Linked DNA regions of Homo sapiens: region 1 is linked to region 2. Evidence: chromatin contacts called from ENCODE Hi-C data. All regions are on one chromosome and are shown on one strand. The core of a region is the stretch at or near the end of the contact, and the rest is flanking DNA. Distances in the headings are between cores, read along the strand shown. Region 1 overlaps FRRS1 (ferric chelate reductase 1). Region 2 holds the start of SNX7 (sorting nexin 7).

What was found. A loop is a pair of places that touch in the nucleus more often than their neighbours do. Pooled maps may share reads with other maps.
Region 1: a map of chondrocyte shows a loop between it and region 2 (2.1-fold over the local background). The contact joins the enhancer-like site here to the promoter of SNX7 in region 2. A Hi-C loop is called at or near these places in 2 of 168 maps with a recorded cell type or tissue (IMR-90 and chondrocyte) and 5 of 50 pooled maps.

What each region holds. Positions count from the first base shown.
Region 1 is chr1:99,735,695-99,738,469 of GRCh38, reverse strand. It overlaps FRRS1 (ferric chelate reductase 1), which reads left to right. Exons shown (of 17, transcript NM_001361041.2): 7 at 202-384. Among named protein-coding and RNA genes, the nearest start is that of FRRS1, 30 kb to the left of the region's middle. Within about 2 kb of position 1,294, at least 3 of the 41 ENCODE cell types and tissues checked have a DNase peak (open chromatin) inside an H3K27ac peak, as active enhancers do.
Region 2 is chr1:98,660,354-98,663,584 of GRCh38, reverse strand. It overlaps SNX7 (sorting nexin 7), which reads right to left and starts at 1,864. Exons shown (of 9, transcript NM_015976.5): 1 at 1,674-1,864. The coding sequence starts at 1,853. SNX7-DT (SNX7 divergent transcript) reads left to right here and starts at 2,813. Exons shown (of 1, transcript NR_189290.1): 1 at 2,813-3,231. RefSeq lists silencers at 1,483-1,552, 1,783-1,902, 1,923-2,062.

The DNA.
Region 1 (2,775 bases), core at 45-2,544, 1.1 Mb before region 2:
AAAAGTTCATAACCTAACTACTGCTCCGATCATTTTTAATTTGGGATGTGTCTTTTGTTTCCTTATTTGAATGCTTATTATGGAAAGGTATTCTCATTAATTTGGGAGCTACCCGTACTTGAAGGTAGTTATTCTTCTGTCATTGCCAATGAACTGCTTGTTTGATAATTAAGATTTTTTTTTCCTCTGTCATTTTTCTAGTTCAGTGCCTCAGATTGTGGGAACAAGAAGTTCTGTATTAGGAGTCCTTTGAACTGTGACCCAGAGAAGGAGGCTTCCTGTGTCTTCTTGTCCTTCACAAGAGATGACCAATCGGTGATGGTTGAAATGAGCGGCCCCAGTAAAGGCTATTTATCCTTTGCATTGTCTCATGATCAGTGGATGGTTGGTACCTCTCACTTACATAAGTGGTAACAAAAGGAGAATCACGGCTAGGCATGGTGGCTCATGCCTGTAATCCCAGCACTTTGGGAGGCCGAGGCAGGTGGATCACGAGGTCGGGAGTTCAAGACCAGCCTGGCCGAGATGGTGAAACCCCACCTCTACTAAAAATACAAAAATTAGCCTAGCGTCGTGGCGGGCGCTTGTAATCCCGGCTGCACGGGAGGCTGAGGCAGGAGAATCACTTGAACCTGGGAGGTGGAGGTTGCAGTGAGCCAAGATTGTGCCACTGCACTCCAGCCTGGGCGACAGAGTGAGACTCCATCTAAAAAAACCCCCCCAAAACAAACAAACAAAAAACCAAAAGGAGAATCATTGAAACTGTTTGTTCCAGGGTCAAATGATCATCCAGGAGAAGCTAACTTAGAACAGATTCTAAGTTAAACGGCTTTGAGTACTGTATGATTTTAACAGTTGGGCAATTACTTCCAAGAACAGGCTGTCCTAAGGAAAGTTTGGAAGATCATTTTATTTCCAGTGTATTTGCCATTTTATGTCTGTCTGTCTCTTTGCGATAAAGCAGGAAATACAGTTAAGAAAAGTTGTTCTGCATAAAATGTCATGTTTTTTGTAATGCTTTTCAAACCAGAATTGTTTATTCAAGTGGCCAGAACTAAAACATGTGTTCCTGCTCTTTTGTCCTATTTTAGTAGTCATCAGTGCCTTTCCTAAAAAGAGAATTAAACTTGTATATCCAGGCAGCATGTATTACAGTAGGCTCCTTTGTCAAATCAGCAGAAGGCAGCATTTATTTTAAGCCGATTCTCACTCATCCTGGGTAGTGCTGAAATGGATTAAATGATTCTGTAGGTGGCAGCCTTGTGCTGTGGTGTGGAAGAGCAGAGGCCTGCATAAACATCTCGCTTTCCTAGGGAGCAGGAAGAGTATTGTGGCCAGGACGTGTATAAGTCCTGTTCAAGCAGAGTGGGCCTTGGGGCATAGGGATGACCAGAAATGGAGAAAGCCCCTTATTAGCACAGGCGTTCTTGTCTTGAGGGTTTTCTTCTTATCAGGATTTAAACTTAACACCACTTCTTTAGGGAATCATATTTCAGAAAAAGAAAAGGAACTCTGACATGGCTGTAATAGAAAAACTAATGCTCGTCCTGAAAGTGCACTTGATCACATTGGTCCTGGAGCAGTGTTTGCAAGTATTGTAAGACGCTGGATGTAACTAACTTTCTTTTTTTTTTTTAATTGTCCTAATTCTTTTTTTTATTCTTTTTTATTTTTATTTTATTTATTTTTATTTTATTATTAGTACACTTTAAGTTTTAGGGTACATGTGCACAATGTGCAGGTTTGTTACATATGTATACATGTGCCATGTTGGTGTGCTGCACCCATTAACTGGTCATTTAACATTAGGTATATCTCCTAATGCTATCCCTCCCCACTCTCCCCACCCCACAACAGTCCCCGGAGTGTGATGTCCCCCTTCCTGTGTCCATGTGTTCTCATTGTTCAATTCCCACTTATGAGTGAGAACATGCGGTGTTTGGTTTTTTGTCCTTGCGATAGTTTGCTGAGAATGATGTAGGATACCATTTCAGTATGTATATATGACCTACATATTTCACTAGACACCTCTAGAATGCACTTCTATCTTCTTTCATTAAACAAAAGATATACCTTAAGTCTATGAGATACAAAAGATACCATGTACTTAAAAAAATAACATATAAGAAATAATGAATCCTTCCCCTTCCAAGTTGCTTGTATAGGAAATTTTATACTTGCTCAGCTGATGCGCTGATTGTTCAAAACATCTTCCCCACTTCCTTTTGTGATTGCCATCAGACCTGTAGCATATTCTTTTGGATATTCTTAGTGTTGGCAAAAATGAACAATGTTTAGTGTATAAGGTGAATGAGGTTGAGTTGAAAATAAAATGTGACTATAAAGCAATAATGATAGGTGGTGGTAGTGCTGCTGTCATGTGAATGTGATAAAACTGGCTAGAAAGGAAATTCTGAAAATGAGTCCAAAAAGGATTAACCTGTTGAATGAATGTATAGTTTCATTAAGGTTCATCTCTGAGTTACAGCACTCATTTAGATATATGCTCTAGCCACTTAAAAAAAAATCCAACTTATTCCAGTCACTTTATAGCCAAGATTCATGCTATAGTATACGGATACATTTCCTTTTACTGGTTACGTAAAACCTGTAAGCAAGAGGGAAAGACTGTTACTGCATTCAGTATGGTAATGAGTAGCCCACAGGTAGGTCAGTTATTCTGTTCTAAATTGTAGGCATTGATGGCACAAAAGCATTTCTCTCTAATTCAAGATATATTTATCTTACTTAGAAATCTTATCTGTTTCCAGTATA
Region 2 (3,231 bases), core at 615-3,114:
ACCTAGAACATCTGCGACTCCAGCAACCCCCAACACGCCCAGAGGTCTAAGCAAACGAATAGCGCTGAAGCTTCAATTTCATTAGCTTCACCTTGGATCTGCCTCTGACAAGAGGACCTCATTTAAACATTGATTCTTAAGAGTCAGCTAGAACACCTAGAATCTGGGGAAAGAGAAACCACTTGACAAGTTTAAAACAATCCGAGTCACTGTGGCTCAAGCCTGTAATCCCAAACCCTTTGGGTGCTGGAGGTGGTAGAATCCCTTGAGGCCAGATGGGTCCAGCCCCGACAAAAAAAAAAAAAAAAAAAAAAAAAAAAAAAAAAAAAAACCAGAAAGAAACCCTGATGATTCTGATACACCATTGCTATTTCCAACATCCCATCCCAAAGTTTCACAATGCATAACCATAGACTAATATTCCTTATCCAAACAGCAATGTAAAGAAGGAAAGAAAGTAAATAACCAACTGGCCAACTGTCGTTGATCTGAACATGAAGTATGTGTGGAATATAAAAAGGCAGAGTTTACAACTAAACATAAAATAATTCCATTGTTTTACTACTTAACAGAAAAGTCAAGAGCACAAAACTGTGATAGTCTGTTTAAATATTCGGAATACAAACCTGGGCCTATCATTCCATTTAAACCGAAGTAGAAATAAGTTTTATATACTCCTCTTTGGAGTCAGAGTATGCATGGTCACTTCCTAACTTTGGTTTGCTCTCCCAGAGTAAATGCGGTGGTTAAGTAGGTCGTTTGCTTTACCTAATATCTCCAGGTAACGTTAAAATGAACAGGCTTCTTAGTAATGAATACAGCGTTGTGATCTGAACTCAGGTCTTCTCTCAGCAGCAACTTGAGAAACTGGAGTGACATTCAACCTCCCTGCAAGAAAGGTATTTTTCTTTTCTAAAACCCTTTAAGAAATTACAAACACCAGTCTACACGTACCAAAAGTCTACCACTAGCCCCCACAAGTCAATTTCCCTCCAACAGTAAAATAAGCAAATAAGAGCCTTTGGTCCTAAATTTCCCGGGGGCAAGGAAAAACGAAAGCACTGGCTGTGGGTTGGGTGGCAGTAGCTGACCATCTGAAAAATCCTTAGCTCCTCAGCGGAGGAGCTTCCTGTTAGAAACAACCGTTTTCTCCTGTTCAGGGAGATTTCCTAGAACCTATTCCCACAAGACCCGAGACTCACCCAAGTCTCAAATCCACAAGCAACAACACTAAATTAAGAATAATTTCTCTAAACTTGGCTGCTCTCCCAGAGTTCAGGGCTGGCCTCGCCCGAAAAGCAGCTGGCGGGAGCGGTTTTGAGCCACCAGCCTCCCAGGTTCGGGAGCTGCCGCGAGGAAGATGTCTGTGTCAGAGAAGCAGAAAGGGAAAACAAATCACAACTTTGCAGACTCCACTAAGCCACAGCCCCGCCGAACGGAAGGTCAAAGTGCGGAGGAGGGAGCGGCTGCGGTTTGAGGCCCCGAGGCGACGCGGCCCCGGGTGCGGCCAGAGCTGGCAGGCGGGGTCCAGCAGCCCGGGGGACCTCACTCGTCCCCAGCTCAGAGCCACCGCCCCGGGAGGGCAAGCGCGCCAGAGGCAGCCGTCGGCGCAATGCTGGCAACGCCCGGAGTTGCCTTGGAAGTTTCCCGGGACTCGCCGCCGCCGCCCTCACCTTGCTGAACACCTCCAGGTCGTCCTCGTCCTCGTCCAGATCCAGCACCTCCGCCTGCAGCAGGGCGGAAGAGCCACTGCTGCCCGGAAAGGGGGCGCCGCCCCCCGGGCTCTCCCCGTTGGCGCCCCCGGCCGGGAGGCCCGAGGAGGGCGCCTGCGATGCCCGGCGCTCGCCCTCCATCCCGAGAGTGCGCGCCCAGCCGGCCGCCACCGCCGCCGCCAGCCCGGCTCCCCCGAGCGTGCCCATTGGCTCCCACGTCTCCTGCACCTCCCCGGCCGGCCCCGCTCCAGCCCCTCGCCCGCTGCGCAGACGCGGAACTGCCGGGACCAGCGCTGGCCCGGGCCGGGCGCATCCCCACCTGGCCTGGGGCGGGCTGGAGGGGCGGAACTGGGACTCTCGGACTCCGGCTACGTTGGAGAAAGGGTTGGCTGTACCCTGGAGAAGAGGAGAGACTCAAAGGTAGGAGGTGGGCGTCCTCGCATTGACCCAGTCGGGGGCCACCGAGTGACGGTTTCCGCAGTGGCGGGGTCTGGGAAGAAGCCACGAAGCGAACCGTCCACTTCGCGGGATCCACAGCGAGGCTGGAAGGCACCCGACCCAGCCTTGCCAAGAGAAAAAAAAAAAACAGCAATAACAATACTGTATTTCCTGTATTCAGTGGTTGCCTTTCTTCTTGGTTGTGATTTTCGAGCTAATGTAAAAATAAAGACATGAAAACTTCCCGTTTTGTTAATTGATTTTTGACCCAGTGACTGGCCTGTGCGGTCATTTCACTGTCGAGCCAGGAAAGCTGAGCTTTACAAACTATTTTCAGCCACTTTCAAATGCATCTTTACTCCTGGACGTCTTCCTGAAGTTAATGAGCAGAATGTTACCAAGACCCAAGGACAACTAGCAAGTCTGGAAAATTGCCACCGAGAAATAATCTTCAGTCCTTGCATTGCCAAGGCAAAGCTTTAATTATTTAACTGCTTATTATTCAAAAACAAAACTAAGTTCCAAAACTAATGGAAAATTTTGCCCACGTTGATATATTCTTTAATTTATCTTCAGGTTTTATTTACTTCCGTCAGCCCCACCTCTTTTCTGTAGGCCCATTTAAAAATTTTTAAATACATTAAGCTCTATGTAAGAATTCCTTATTTGGGGAAATAGAGAATATCTTTATTTCTGATTAGAGGCAAGGCCTTAATAATATATTATCTCCTAATCATTCAAATGTATTCCCATTGATTTCAGACGTGCACCCACCCTTCAGTCAGGTTGGTCACTGCCCCATGAGTATCCACATTTGTTTCTGTGCTTGATGATTTCTGTACTTTAAATGCCATCTCCTGCCCATCCTTCAGAAATTAAATATAGTCCCATCTCTTTCAGAAAGACTTTCTAAATGACAGTCTGTTCTCAATTTAGCATTTAATTTTATTCCATCTTGCAGATTGTATTTGTTTCATGTACAAGTTTTCCATTCCTTAGTAAATGATAACATTTTCAGGTTGAGGATCCTGATATGTATTAACCACAGTATCAGATGTACTCTCAAAATGCTCTCTGCTAA